Regions from separate parts of the Homo sapiens genome. Here region 1 is linked to region 2. Evidence: chromatin loops called from intact Hi-C (ENCODE). Cell type or tissue: ascending aorta. All regions are shown on one strand. Links, peaks and the distances in the headings refer to the core of each region. The heading gives the core; the rest is flanking DNA.

What was found. A loop is a pair of places that touch in the nucleus more often than their neighbours do. Peaks named below come from ENCODE experiments on the same cell type or tissue, not always from the same donor. Only the 100,000 strongest peaks of a DNase experiment are listed, where the experiment ranks them.
Region 1: it touches region 2 in a loop (2.2-fold over the local background); 7 of 110 quality-filtered maps call a loop at or near these places.

Annotation. Positions count from the first base shown.
Region 1 is chr20:10,346,276-10,354,085 of GRCh38, forward strand. It overlaps the pseudogene RPL23AP6. Among named protein-coding and RNA genes, the nearest start is that of MKKS, 84 kb to the right of the region's middle. RefSeq lists an enhancer at 4,591-4,820. In ascending aorta, for the core only: no CTCF peak of the experiment used is centred there; a DNase peak (open chromatin) is centred at 4,717.
Region 2 is chr20:10,287,862-10,295,671 of GRCh38, forward strand. SNAP25 (synaptosome associated protein 25) reads left to right here. Exons shown (of 8, transcript NM_130811.4): 5 at 5,300-5,417. Among named protein-coding and RNA genes, the nearest start is that of SNAP25-AS1, 72 kb to the left of the region's middle. In ascending aorta, for the core only: no CTCF peak of the experiment used is centred there; no DNase peak of the experiment used is centred there; H3K27ac peaks cover 742 bases.

The DNA.
Region 1 (7,810 bases), core at 1,793-6,792, 57 kb after region 2:
AAATGTCTTGTGCTTATTCTTAATTATTCAAGTGATTTAAAAATGTGGACATAATCATAACTGTCAAGGTAAAGATTATAGTGAACATATCCACTTGGAGTACTTCAGGAGAGTTAAATAAGATTGGAAAGTATTGTTCACCTATAAAGTTAGAGAACTGGGCAGAAAGAAAAACCTATTGATTACGTTACTTTTGCTCATTGTTTAATTCCTGACCCTTCTTGAAATAGCTGCCCAACCCCTACGAAACTGTCATACCTCTCTGATGGCAGTTGACTAGTAATAAAATTCAGGTCACCATCTATTACAGGCCAGAGAGTCTGACTTTCAGCATAGTCTTAGTGACCAAATTTGCCAAATGCTATAGAATATTCCAAAAACAAAAGGTTTCATTCCTTGGTATAGATAGTGTCCATCTATAAGATAAAGAAAATTAGATCTAACTCATACAATTGGTGTGAAGATCAAATAAGAAAATGTGGATAAAGTACATGAGCCATAAGTAATCAATAAGTGTCAGTGGCCCTCCTGTGTGCTTCTCAGCTCTTCCTCCCCTCCGCCATTTCTTACTACTATAACCTGGATTTCCCTTGGCAATAGTCCTTTTGGACTTCCCAAAACTAGGAAACTTTTTGCTGAAAGCAGATTATTCTTTGTTTAGTGGAGTATAATGTAGTCCTCTAGTGATCAGAAATGGAGTAACCATTTTTTTCCTCCTAAATACTATTTGGCTTATTAATGACTTGCTCCTATTATGGCATTTCTCACATTGTTTTATAGGGTTTTTTTTTTTTTTGCACATATTTCTTTCATCTTGATTTCAAAATATAGAAAGGCAAAGACTCTACATTTTCTTCTTCAAATCTATGACACAGTATTAGTGATCTATTGCCGCATAACAAATTACTCTGAAATTCATCAGCTTAAAACAACACACATTTATTTTCTCAGAGTTTCTCAGAAGCAGCTTAGCTGCATAGTTTTGGCTCAGGGTGTCTCACGAGATTGCAGTCAAGCTGTTTGCTGGGGCGACTGTCATCATTTTTCATATTCTTGGCTGTGTCATATAATGTTCAACAGAGTCTCTCTCTCTCTCTCTCTCTCTCTAGTTCTCATTTAGATTCTATATGAGACAGAAATTCCAGAGCCAATTTACTTTTGAAAAACCCCTCAAATTACCCCTAAAACACAGTCTATATCCCTTTCAAGATGTTGAACACAGTGAAAGGTCTGGTTAAAAGCTGGGGAGAATAGTGGGCTTAGAATCAGAGGACATGTTCTATGAAAAATTACATAATTTTAAATACAAGAATTATATTTAACTTAGCTACACAGACACACAGACACACACATACACACACACACACACACACACACACACACAAGAGGCATTCAGAGACTGAGGAGGCTGAGGGTACAAAGTTTCCTATCTCACCTTGACCACAGGACTCACTCTCAATTAGTGGATTAGCAGTTGCAATTTAAAATTTAAAAAGTTGTTTATTTATTTATTTTTGCCAAGTTGAACCTGCATACATGAAATACATTCATGATTTAACCCTGACATATTAATATTAAAAGGTAAAGAAGTTTTCAGATTCATCTTTAAGTGTTCTCTCAGATTTGATCTTATGCTTTCTCTGTCCAGCATTTCTGAGCTTTGCTCTGCTTGCTGATTGATGCTAACAAAGCAGGCCTCAGAATTGTTCTAGTATTAGAGCCACTGGAAGCCAAAGTGCTTCTTGCAGAATATAGTATTGTTATGTTGTATTCCAATCACACAGATAATACTTTAACACAAAATTATATTTGGTTATTTTAAGTTTATATTGATTAGGGTCATTACATTTAATTAAATTTACACAGCATGAAAGGCAATAGTGTCATGATCGCAAGTGTAAAAATCCAAACACACACACACACACACACATTTGATTCATAGGTTTTTGAATCAAACCTATCCCTTAATATTGGTTTGTTGTATGATCATTCTTCTAGCTACCGGCTAGTCCTCTCTGGCAGATAATCAATGGCACCTGTCAAAAGTTTAAGATGCATAATATTTTTTAAAAGTATTGTAGAAAAACAAGTTTAAGAAAAATTTCCTTGAGTTATTTTTCCCCAAACTGGAATACAGTTACATTTTAGCCAAAGCCCTTGCGTTCGCTTATAGAAGATAAACCTTCTGTTGCAACCAAGGAGACAATTCCAATCTATCTCATGAGCTGCATGGAAATCTGAAGGTCAAAAAACTCTGAATGTCTTTCTTCTGTTATCCTTGTTAAAAAATAATATATCCCATCTGGAAATTTGGAGCTTGAGTCCTCTGTGGTAAGTGCTTCCTTTGTTGTTATGTAATCTTTATTTTCTAAATTCTTTACCACTAGTTGTGTAAAGTTGGTCCTGATGTAGGTACAGACATACACACGCCTCGGTTAAGAGTAAAGGTTTTGAATAAGCTGGCTTCTCTGACCAGAATATTGCTAGAATGTAAGCACTGTGAGTACACAGGCCTCCATATATTTTGCTCACTGCTGTTTCCCTCGAGAAGTCCCTGGCATTTGGTGAAGGCTTGATCAATATTTGTTGAGTGTTTTTATGGTTGAAATCATTGTTTATGTTCCATTAGCTTTCACCATTTTTTTTTCATACCTCTGTATTAGTTTCCTAGGGCTGCCATAACAAATTACCAAAAACTTGGTGGCTTTAAACAACAGAAGTTTATTCTCTCACGGTTCTAGAGTTTGTAAGTCTGAAATCAAGCTGTTAGCAAGGCCACACTCCCTCCAAGGCTGTAGGGGGGTATTTTTCCTTGTCTCTTCTAGTTTCTTTTTTCTGGTGAAAAGATACATATATTTAGAATTAGCCAGCCAGACTCAGTTTAGATGATCCCAATTTTGTTGGCAACATCCAAAGCATCATAATCAGGACCCAGAAGAATATGTGCCTTCTTCTCTCTATCAGTCCTAACCAGGGTGTTGACCTTGGCCACATCAATGTCACAGAGCTTTTTCACAGCCTGTTTGATCTGGTGCTTGTTGGCTTTAACATCCACAATGAACACAGGTGTGCTGTTGTCTTCTGTCTTCTTCATGGGAGACTCAGTGGTCAGCAGAAACTTGATGATGACATAGTGGCCAAGCTTGTTTCTCCTGGGGGTGCTCTTTCGAGGATATTTGGGCTGCCTCTGAAGTCACAGTGTCTTGGTGGGCGGGGGTCGTGCAGATTTTCTTTATGTGTGTGTGTATGTGGCTGTGGACACCTTTCAGCACTGCCTTCTTGGCCTTCAAAGCCTTTGCTTTGGCCTTGGCTTTAGGAGGGACGGAAGCTTCCTTCTTCATCTTTGGCACCATCTTGTGAAAAGCTCTCTTCTAGTTTCTGATGTCTCCAGGCATCCCTTGGCTTGTAGCTGCACAACTCCAATCTCTGCCTCCATCTTCACATGGTCCTCCCCTATGTCTGCTTCTGCTCTTCTTTTTATAAGCACATTTGTCATTGGATTTGGGGCCCACCTAGTTAATCCAGGATGGTTTAATCTTGAGATTCTTCACTTAATTTACACCAACAAAGACTCTTTTTCCAAATAAGATCACATTCACACTCACACGTATCTGAAGTTGGAACTTGGACATGTTTTTCATGGCCACGATGCAACCCATTACAATGTCTAACTACCAATATTAAGATTCTATTCATTCAACACACATTTTTAAAATATCTATTATGTTCCAGGCACCAAATGGTGAGGATGCAAATATCAGCATGATGTGGCCACTGTCCTTCCTTAGCCAGATGACAACTTATCAAAGGTTTTTATCCTAATCCTTCTGTAATAAAATATATTTTAAATTCACATAAAAGGATATCTTATCTACTCTGAATCCCTTCGTATTAATTTTTCCATAAATTCTAAAGAACACTCTTCATTGTTACTTTTTCAATTGTCCTATTATTCATTTTTCAGATGTTATTAGCTCGAGGTCATTTCTTTCAAAAAATTTCATGATGTGAAACCATTTTAATTAGTTTCAACATATTTTCTTTCACCACAAGTCAAAGTACAGGAGCAGTAAACTTAGCAAGAACCCATTCATCCCTGTACCATTTTGTCATTAAGGTAACATCAATATCCCTCCGGCTGAGGTTAGCCATATCTTATCATGGCCTGGTTTCTTTGGAAAGCAGAGCCTGAGAACATATAGGTAGTTTATTTGGGAAATAATTCCAGGAAGCAGGAGTGTCAGATGGGGGCGGTTTGGAGGGGAACAGGGGATCAGGGAATCAAGAGGGAGAAACTAAACAGGAATACATTGCCAATTGAGCCCTCACAATGCAGTAACTGGTTTTTGCCCCCGTAAGACTTTCTGATTTTTTTTTTTTTTTGAGATGGAGTCTCACTCTGTTTCCCAGGCTGGAGTACAGTCACTGCAACCTCCGCCTCCCCAGTTCAAGCAATTCTCTTGCCTCAGCCTCCCGAGTAGCTGGGACGACTGGTGTGTGCCAGCTAATTTTTGCGTTTTTAGTAGAGATGGGGTTTCACCATGTTGATCAGGCTGGTCTCGAACTCCTGACCTCGTGATCCAACAGCCTCAGCCTCCCAAAGTGCTGGGATTACAGGCGTGAGCCACTTCGCCTGGCCTACTCCCTTACTTTCTTAGTAAACTTGCTTTCACTTTACTCTGTCATCTCACTTTTGATTTCCTTCCTGCATGAAGGCAAGAACCCATGTGACCTCCCAGGCTGCACCCCCTTGAGGTTCACCCTGTGAAAGAATGACTCACAGGACTCAGGAAAACACTGTACTTACAATTACTCTTTTCCCATAAAGGATACAAATGAATAGTCAGATGAAAAAACATATGATGGCAAGATCTGGAAGGGTCTTGAGCACAGGAGCTTCTGTCCCCATGGAGCCAGGGTCTGCCACCCTCCTGGTACATCAATGTGTGCACCAACTGGGAAGCAGTTCACACCTCATCATTCAGAGCTTTTATTGAAGTTTTATTATGTAGGCATGATTGAATCAGTCATTAGCCACATTAGCCTCAGTTTCTGGCCTCCCCTCCTCAGCAGGCAGGGACTGGGGCTGAAGGTTCCAACCCTCTCACCACATGGTTGATTTTCCTAGCTGCCACCCCCCATCCTGAAGCTCTCTAGGGGCTCTGCCAAAAGTTACCTTATTAGCATATACTTGGATATAGCAAAAGTGGCTCATTATGAATAACAAAAGACACTCCTGTCATTAAGGAAATTCCAAGAGTTTCTGAAACTCTGTGGCAGGAAACAGGGGCAAAGACCAAATACTTTTTTTTTTTTTTTGAGACGGAGTTTCAAAACTTGTCACCCAGGCTGGAGTGCAATGGCGTGATATTGGCTCACTGCAACCTCCGCCTCCCGGGTTCAAGTGATTCTCCTACCTCAGCCTCCCAAGTAGCCTAAATACATGTTTTGATTATTCACAGTACAACACATAGGGAGTGCTCACTGAACACTGACGATTGTTATTCTCGAGGTGTGGAAGCTGTGTCATAGACCACAATCATCACAACCACCCCTGGAACAAACACCTCTGCTGTGTTAACTTTTGAATTAAAAAAGTAAATCTTAATTTAAAAAAAAGAATTTTCAGGCCAGGCACAGTGGCTCATGCCTGTAATCCCAGTACTTTGGGAGGCCTAGGCGGGCAGATCACCTGAGGTCAGGAGTTTGAGACCAGCCTGGTCAACATGGTGAAATCCCGTCTCTACTAAAAATACAAAAAATTAGCTGGGTGTGGTGGTGCGTGCCTGTAATCCCTGCTACTTTGGGGGCTAAGATAGGAGAATCACTTGAACCGGGAGATAGAGGTTGCAGTGAGCCGAGATCGCGCCACTGTACTCTAGCCTGGGTGACAGAGTGAGACTCCGTCTCAAGAAAAACAAAATTCAGAGCAGAAGATTTGGAAATGTTACAGATCACAAGCTCTTTGGTTTCCCATGTAATAAAAATTAATACGGGGCCAGGTAGTTTTCCCAGTCAAGGTTTTTATTTTGGAGCTTGTGCTCAAGCTCAAGGAAGACAGTGGAGGTACAAGGACTCCCTGAAAAAGCTGGTTGGGGCTTTTTTATTAGGCAAAGCACGGGAATTAACATCAGGTGTAGGGTATGCAGGCTGGGTTGGGCAAAGCATGTGAGGGGTAGATTATTCAGTTAGCATATCTGGTTGCAATGTTTATCTTGAGTAATGGACCACCTGGTGGTCTGGCTGGCAGCAACAAAGCTGTAAATCAATTGTTCAGCATTCCTTCCCAAGGTGGGACAGTCCACAATATTTAGATTTCCTAAGCCAGTTTCTGGAATTCTTTACGTAAAAGGCATGGTTACATGTTATGAAAGCGCGGAAGAACGGCTGTTTTCTTTGTGTGACTAAAGCCTTGGGATTCGTGGGCATATCACCAGCGAGTGGTGTGGGTTTTGTGATCAGTGGAACTAGAGAAAAAGAAAAAAAAATATGTGAAGGAGGAGCTGCATCCCATTCCTATTCTATCTCAGAAATAAGTTAAAGCAGTACCAGCTCAAGTTAACTTCCTTTGACAAAATGTGGGAAGCAACTATATTCTACCAATGCTTAAAACAAAAAATAAAAACAATTATTTTTTCAGGGTGTCTAAATTAAGGCATTGAACTGAGGAAGGTTGGATTACCTACAAGTACAATAAACAGTTCTTGTACTTGAGGAGTTAAAATTCTAGGCAGGGAGAAATGACATTAACATGGCACTAAGCAGAATGAAGGATAAATAAGGGGTAAAAGAGTAAGTGAAGCACTATTGCAAGGCAGCTCTTGAGTACATTAATAAATGAATTCTATAAACAGTAAATGCCAATGAATAATGACTCCAGGTTTGGGAAATTAAGAAAGTGTTTACAGGAAGTTTCAGTACCAAGGTTGATTGGATTGAAACCTTTGTCAGGACAGCAAGAGGACATTGAAAGAAGCAGAAGTACGGGAGCAAAAATTTAAAGACAGGAAAGACAACGTGTGGTCCTGGGACGATTAGTTCACCCTTACTAGTGTTTTGGGTTTAAAACGAGCAACACAAAGCTAGTAATAGCAATATCCAAATTCCAAAGAATCTCATGTTTATTCATGATCTTTTCACTATGAGTAGACTGTGTTGATCTGTTAGCGAGTTTATTGTTTCAAAGGAGGAAAACATATTGAGGTCAGTTACAGAAATGGAATATTTGAAGTCGATGAATTCAAGGAAATATATTCAGGTCACCAATACCTTGTGCAGAAATAGATAAAAAGAAGAGGGTAAAAGTGCAAATTATTTACATTCTTGAAACCACAAAAGTGAACTGAGCCAAGAACACAGCTGGAATGTGACCCAGTGGGGTAGGGAGTCCCACAGAGCCTGAACACAAGCCCACTTAGGCTTCCTTGGTTAAGACCTGAACTTCCCCATCTGATAATGGGAAAAAACACATCCAAAGGAAGTAAATAGTAATTACATGTGGAGCTAGTGGTTGTCTTTCTAGTTCCACCTTGGGATTGAGGTTACAAAAGATAACGTAGAGAGAAAACATTCTAAAGTTATTTATAATAGAGTTAAATTGAACTTAATTAAATGTTTGTTTGAGAGTTTATGGGCCCGAGTGGATTTCTCTCCCTGACCTTGGTCAAAGTCAGTCTATAATAAATCAAGTGTAGCATATCTACATGGTAGTGCATATTCCTTTTTTTTTTTTTTTTTTTTGAGATGGAGTCTCACTCTGTCAACCAGGCTGAAGTGCAGTGGCATGATCTTGGCTCACTGCAACTTCCAC
Region 2 (7,810 bases), core at 2,708-7,707:
ACATGGATGAAATTGGAAATCATCATTCTCAGTAAACTATTGCAAGACCAAAAAATCAAACACCGCATATTCTCACTCATAGATGGGAATTGAACAATGAGAACACATGGACACAGGAAGGGGAACATCACACTCTGGGGACTCTTGTGGGGTGGGGGGAGAGGGGAGGGATAGCTTTAGGAGATATACCTAATGCTAAATGATGAGTTAATGGGTGCAACACACCAGCATGGCACATGTATACATATGTAACTAACCTGCACATTGTGCACATGTACCCTAAAACTTAAAGTATAATAATAATAAAATAAAAAAATTTAAAAAATAAATAAATAAACATATACACTCAAATAATTAGCAGTTTCACCTTATTTATTTTTTAAGTTAATAATTTGTAACTTCATGTGGGTGGAAAAAGAGACATTACAATGGAGGGTAGACTTAGGAAAGATTTAGAATAGAGCCTTTTCCCCCCGAACAATAAAGCAGTGACATAAAGACATGGAAAATAATATATACAAACCTGGAATGAAAAAGAGAAAACATGAATAACAGGCTTACATGAGTGATAAATTGCATTGTACTTTGATGAAGAAAATCTAGAGATATAATTTGCTGAAATCTTCATAAAAATGCAAAAATATATCTTCTTTAGCACAAATTATCTCCAGAATCACCTATGTACTATTCTCCGAGAAACAAAGCAGAATAGAATGTCTGTTTGACAGATTTCCCCATGAGACAGTTAATGTTCTCGGCTAAGACATTTCAATTATAGCCATACCACAGTAAATGCTGAATTCCTCAGTTAAACAAGGATAGACTGGGTTTTACCAGATGTGTGGTGAGTAGATAGACACTGATGAGAAACACGCAACTGTAAAACCCCCGAAAGTAGGTGGTTTCTGGCCGGTCTTAAATGGTACACATTTCATTTATAGTATAATAGGAACTTAGGACCTTTTTTTTTTTTTTAATTAGGCAGTAGAGACACAGAAGGACCTTTCTAATTGACAGATGAGCATGTCAACAGCTATCTTAACTGCCATATAAGTGCATTTTAATTTTGCCTTTACTTGTTTAGATCAGTAACTGCTTTGAAATTTCTCTTCATTTATGCTCTACTAATTTTGTTTATGCGTGAGCACCAAAAGTGTTGACTATTTCTACCTCACAGCAGCACGGGAGCCTCAAGAAACAGCCATTCTTCTAAAGAACCATCTCAACCACTGTTGGGTCAGGCCAGGCCATTCCAGGTTGTCCAGTTAAATGATTGCACTAGGAAATTTCCTATGGGATTCTTGCTTTATACCCAGGTATCGGGAGACACCAAGGAGCACTGAGCATGACAACCAGACCTGGAAACGTACTGAGCCCTGGAACTTTCATTCCTCTAGAAAATTTGTCACCAAGGGAAGTCCCCAAATGACCCTGGCACTAATGTGGGCTTTTACCTGCATATCTCTTGTTCCTTTTGCTGGTCTTTGCTGAGTTGTATGTCTGTTTTGATGCTGAAGATGTGACTTTTGGGAAAATCTCCTGGGATCAGCTCCAAACTAAACAGTGAAATATTTGACTACTGTCTGACAGAAGAAAGACAAAGTAAATTCCTGTCCGGAGAGTCAGCTATCTTAAAAGGTTCATGGCACTACAAGGTGGCATCTGAAAAACCATCTCTCTAGCTAAAGTCCATTCACCAATATCTGTTATGAATGACTAAGGCTGTACTTAGTCATGATAGCCACATAGGGCTATTTAAATTTAAATAAATTTCTATATGTTCATAAATGCTAAGAAAAATGAAATTCATAGAGGCAGCATCTTGTAACTGGATATACTCATGAAGGCTGCATACTAGATTAATAGTATTAATGCTTACTATTCTTCTACTGATTTTTACTAGATTGAGAATACTAAGGGCCCCATGTTGGCTTACTTAGGAGAGATTAGTAGAAATTTTGTTTTCACCAGTCATTGGAAAAATATTAATGGAAAACATTAATATAGATCCTTGAGGATTCTGTCATTGGTGGATCTATCACAAATAACCAGTGATCCAATATCATGGCAAAAGAAAGCCCAAGCTCTGGCCCCAACATATAGTGTCACCTACCTGAAGACCCCCTCCCTACTCAAAATGTTATTCTCCTCCCAGCCCCCAAGAATAAACAGAAATGAGCCAGAAAACAAGCTTAGGGAGATCAAAAGCAGTCAACACTGGATGGTGCGTTGCATCAGCCTCAGAGATGCTGCTGTTCATCCCAGAATGAGATGCTTATAAGCATTTCCTGAGAAGCATCTTCACAGAAATCATTGAAGTGCCATGAAGTCCCAATATGCCAAACATCTCCACAAACATAACTCAGTACACTCTAAAAATTAATATTATTGCTAGAATTTCTGCAACAAAATGACTCCACAATATTTTTTAAATTAAAGGTTTGACTTAGAATTCTTATGTAAATATATATTCAACTGATATTGGTAGTTATAAAATAGTGTTCTGAATCAACTATTTTCTGAATAGTTTTCTGAATCAAATTCAGCTTCAGAGTTTTCTCTTTTAGTCAAAACTTTGCCAAATTAAGCTGGTAACCGATGGCAGAGCCCAGCTTTCTGAAATATGGATTTAGACGTGCCTGTTTGTTTTTCCCTTTTTAATATCAATTATCTAATTCATAGGTCCAATACCTGTGCACCAATTCACATATATATGTTACCTCCTAATCTCTGGAAGCACAGTGGATGGGTCCCTAATATCTTGTCAGAGAGTTAATATTTTGGCCAAAAAAAAAAAAAATTATCAACTCGCTTTGTAACTTAGGAGAAACTCCTCAAGAAAGACAAATAATTGCATATGTGTCCCCACGCCATAATCTATGCTTATTTCAGCTGTCATTAGCTGGGGGCAGCATCTCTCCTTCTGAGTCCAGATGCCTCCTCCAATCCATCTCAAGCCTGCATTCCCAGAGGCCATTAGCAATTACTTGATTGGGATTTGGCATCCCTATTGTCTGTATATATAATGGTTCTTCATCTGATGATGAGTTCCTTTCCCCACACCAGTCCCTCCACTTGAATATTTACCTTGATCTACAGACTAATTTATTGCATTCTTAAAAGGAAACTGGAGTGAAATCCTTAGAAAAGAAAAAAATCTTCTTGAATGTAGGGGATTGCCATATATATAGCCTTTTAAAAATTTTTTTTAATTGTAATTTTTATTTTTGGGACGGAGTTTCGCTCTTGTTGCCCAAGCTGGAATGCAATAGTGCAATCTCAGCTCACTGCAACCTCCACCTCCCAGGTTCAAGCAATTCTCCTGCCTCAGCCTCCCAAGTAGCTGGGATTACAGGCGCATGCCACCACGCCCAGAAATTTTTTTTGTATTTTTAGTAGAAACATGGTTTTACCATGTTAGCCAGGCTGGTCTCAAACTCTGGACCTCTGGTGATCTGCCTGCCTTGGCCTCCCTAAGTGCTGGGATCACAGGCATGAGCCACCACACCCAGCTATATTTGCGGATTTTTTTTTTTAAGCCATCACTGTGCCTGTATTTATTCGGCAAAAGTTCTCCTGCACTACCTTATTATCTCCTCCAGGTATTCAATGCTGGATAAACAATGAAATTTTGTTTTCACCTGTCATTTCAAAAGCATAAGAGAAATAGCAGATTCCTCATGAACTGAATTCTGTTCTTTAGCCTCACGAAAGAAAACACAGTAGGCTTTTATTTTCCAAATTCACAGTCTGGCAGTTTGGGTCACTAGTGAATGTATCTTAGTTTTTTTGGAAGCACAATTTCCACTGTATAACTTAATGTGAAATTGTGTTTAAGTGATAATGTATGCCCTTAGGCTGGAAATGTACTTATCAGTTGTATTCTAGGCATGCCTTTATTCCAGGAGGCACAGGCATGCATGCATGAAAATACAGATGAAAAGAGGAATGGAAATGTAATTAGGTTTTGTAATTAGCCAGCGAAGACATCCATTGCTGCCTTCCTTTAATGGTCTTTTAAAGCTGTTTTAAAAATCCTTTCATTGAACTTGTAGTTATCTCAATTTGGTGATACAATTCAAAAAAATTAATCAAGTTGGTGTATGTAACCTTGGCAACCTAGAAGTATGATTCATTTTTATGACTATTGATCTATGTACTTAGATACACTAAGGTCAGCTATGCTGGCAGCAGTGACACCATATTGTCCTATGTTCCAATTCATAATCCTACTTCCAAAGAGACATTCATTCTCCCTGCTCTCTGCCTGGGCTTGGAGCATGACCCCCATTATAGACTTGGAAATCAGGGGGCAGAGAAGTGAAATGCCTTCCAAAACATTCATAGCAATTAAGTCATAGGATGATAGAGGAATTGCAATGTTCCAGGACTTACAATGTTGCTGTGTGGATGTTACTCTTTTTTTAAAAAACAGCTTTTACGAATTACATATGCACAATCAAGTGCAGACCATGGCTACCTCTGGCTAGACTGCCACTGCTAGGGGAAGAAAAGACATCCATACCCATTGCTTATGATTGCTGCTGCTGCTGTTGTCTCCAAAGAAGAAAATGGATTCTATTTTCTACCCTTATCTGGTTGAGGATGCTTAAAAACCAAAAGATGGAGATATTTTAAAGTTGAAGCAGATCCTTTCCTTAGTAGCGTTAAACTGGAATGCCTAAAACATAAACTAACACCCTGTTTTTTTTTCTCCTGGATTTCACTGGTGCCTGAGTAAGCGAATATGCTGTGCTGTTTTCCTGGACACTCAGAATCAAACAGGCCTTCCACCCCATCCCATCATGTTGAATTACAAAGTATTTTGAGCATCGTTTGGTTTGTTTCTTTCCACCCATACCTGTGTAGGGCAGCGGTAGCAGTCTTCAACAATGCATCCTCTTGGACAATGCATTGTAATATCTCTCTTTCAAATTCTGTTTCACATAGTCATTTCTCATGTTCTGTTGGAGACCCCCAAAAAATTCATTCCACACTGTCATCCCTTTGTCCTAACCAGAACAACTCGATCGTGTCGAAGAAGGCATGAACCATATCAACCAAGACATGAAGGAGGCTGAGAAAAATTTAAAAGATTTAGGGAAATGCTGTGGCCTTTTCATATGTCCTTGTAACAAGTAGGTACTGGGTACCAGCTCTAATCTGTGGCGTCCAGTTTTCTTTCTTTTTTTTTTTTTCTTTTTTAATGTCAAAGTGAATGTCTGAAGTTTTGTCTTTTTTTCTTTGTCCTTTTCCATCTGCTTCATTCTGTGGGGATAAAATACTTGTGTTTAATCAGAACAACTGGAACGCATTGAGGAAGGGATGGACCAAATCAATAAGGACATGAAAGAAGCAGAAAAGAATTTGACGGACCTAGGAAAATTCTGCGGGCTTTGTGTGTGTCCCTGTAACAAGTAGGTGCTGCCTGCCTGCCTGAAGCTTTGATTTCCCAAGGCCCATCTCCAAGCCTTGACAAGCTCATTCCTGCCAAGCTCATAGGCAGGATGAGCATGTGGCATGCAGAACAGATCAATACCGTCTCCAATGCATTCATCTCATAGCATAGATGATATTAGCAGGAGTTACTGTTGATGCATTAAAAATCAGGCATACTACAGTGAAAGCTTCACTGTCAGCAACTTTTATTGATGAACGTTTCAACATTTTCCAGAAAGTGTACCTTGAGACAGAGGCTAGCCTCAAGAAAGAGGCACCCAGGGAACTTCCTTTTCCCCAACCCCAAGAGTCAAAATTACAGATTTAGAAAAGGCTGCGGGTAAGTTTGGAAGATGAGAAACACATATGCGAAGGTTTGATTTTTTCCAAAATAAAAGAGACAGGTAATTTGGCCCAGGGAAGGATTCTATAAATTAGAGAATATGACAGAGATTCTCCCTTTCTACTGCCCACCAGTTGCCAAATTTTGTCAATAGATGCTGCCACTGCACCCAACACAGAGGCAATGAGCTCTTCAGCAAGAAGTGCTCAAGCCTTACTCAAATTGGACCCATCCCTCCCAAATTTTTCTCCTTGGAAGATCTACCCGTACACTGGCTGAAATGTTGAAATGTGTAGATTTTGCATGCACAACATCACAAAACATTCAACTGTTCTCAAGGTTCTGCAACGCTTTTTTGGAATGTAGCAGAAATGTGACATGTGGTTATAAAGGTTTGCAATGGAAGGAACCTAAAACTGAGGGTTCTGGAAGATTGTCTCATTTGACTAGTGGTGGAAAAAGAAATGCATGAGTGGATTGCCCAACATGCATTTGGAAAATTAAACTCCTTATCCAATCTCCCTCACCCCTCCCACTTCCCCCTTCTAAAAGAAGACTTTTTCCTAAAAGCTCTCCTGATCCTAGCTTTTAGAATAGAAATTGACGTCATTTTTAGCAGATTATATGACCATTCACATCCTTTAAACTTTGAGGCTGATTTAAAATATCCCACTTCCTGTTTAGGAGGGGGAGGGGCTCATATTGCAAAAAAATTAAAAAATTCTGCTTTTTAAAGAGTGATCTACAGTAAAGCCTGATTAACTGGAATCTAGCTAACTGGAAACCTCAGCTGCATGCTCTTGCTCCCTTCCATTTTTAGCAAAAAAGAAACAAAGAAAAAAAATCACATCAGAAATGTAAAATGGTTTTTCTTCCAGGGTAGTTTGCATTGTCTCACTTAGTCTCCATCCTCCTGCAACTTCCACATCTATGAGGACCAAACAATAAGAGTTGATCTTCACAGAAAAGGCCATCAAGCAATCAGTATAAATGATAACCAAGGAAAGATTCAATCAGGTCTTCTACCTTAAGACTTTCAGGCAGGAAAGTGGCTCAGGAGTCTAGCAAAGATATTCACTCATCATCCATGAAACAAAACTTTCCTCCATGGCCCCACTGTTCATTAAGAAAGTCATATAATTCATCAGAAAAAAAAAAAAAAAGCCTCATTACCAAGCATTCCAGTTAGTCAAGATTTGACTGTATATTCCTTTCAGTGGCAACTTGCCCCCAGGTGAGATTTCCATCCATTTCATGATAAATTCCAACAGATACATTTTCCCCCCTTCATCAACTGTGTGTGAAGAAAGGGTGAAGGCAGGGTCCCCTGGGATGGATTCTGATGTTCTAATGAAATGATGGCTCCTACGAATTCCACTTTTGAGTGGTCACTAATTTCCTTAATGCACAAGAGACCCTAAACTAAGCTTCAAAGCTTGACTGAGGTGTTCCCTATTGTGTGTAAATAATGCTTTAAAAACCATGTGTCACAACGCAGTGGCTGGTGGTGCCCTGGACTCTCTGAGGGCTTCGCCCTGTCTCGGCATGTTTCAAGGGACGATGGTAGATGTACGGCAGTGATGTGAGTCTATGTGCAGCATTGTGGGTGCAGTGGTTTGCCTTCTTTCAGAAACGCATACTTCCCACTCCTTTGACTTTGCCAAAGATGGTATAGCAGACATTTGACATAGCAGAAAACATCACAAAGTCCATATAACTTCTTTTAATCTGAGGAGGGAGGAGATGGGGAGTTGGAAAAATAAAAATTAAAAAAGCCAGACTCTAAGCCCTATTAAATTTAGTTTGGGGATCTCGTTTCATTGAATGGGTCCATGGCCCTTTGGTGCAATTAATTTTGACTGCACTAAGGCCTGCGGCATTATAGACTTGATTGTGGGAGTTGCTGAAATTCCATTGGTACAATTTTCCAGTTTGTCTCTAGGGTTGCTTGGCCCCCAGTCTGCAAGTATTAGAGCCAGTTTTAATAGATGGCTGTGGTCCTCTGGCGAAAGAAGAAGATAAAATGTT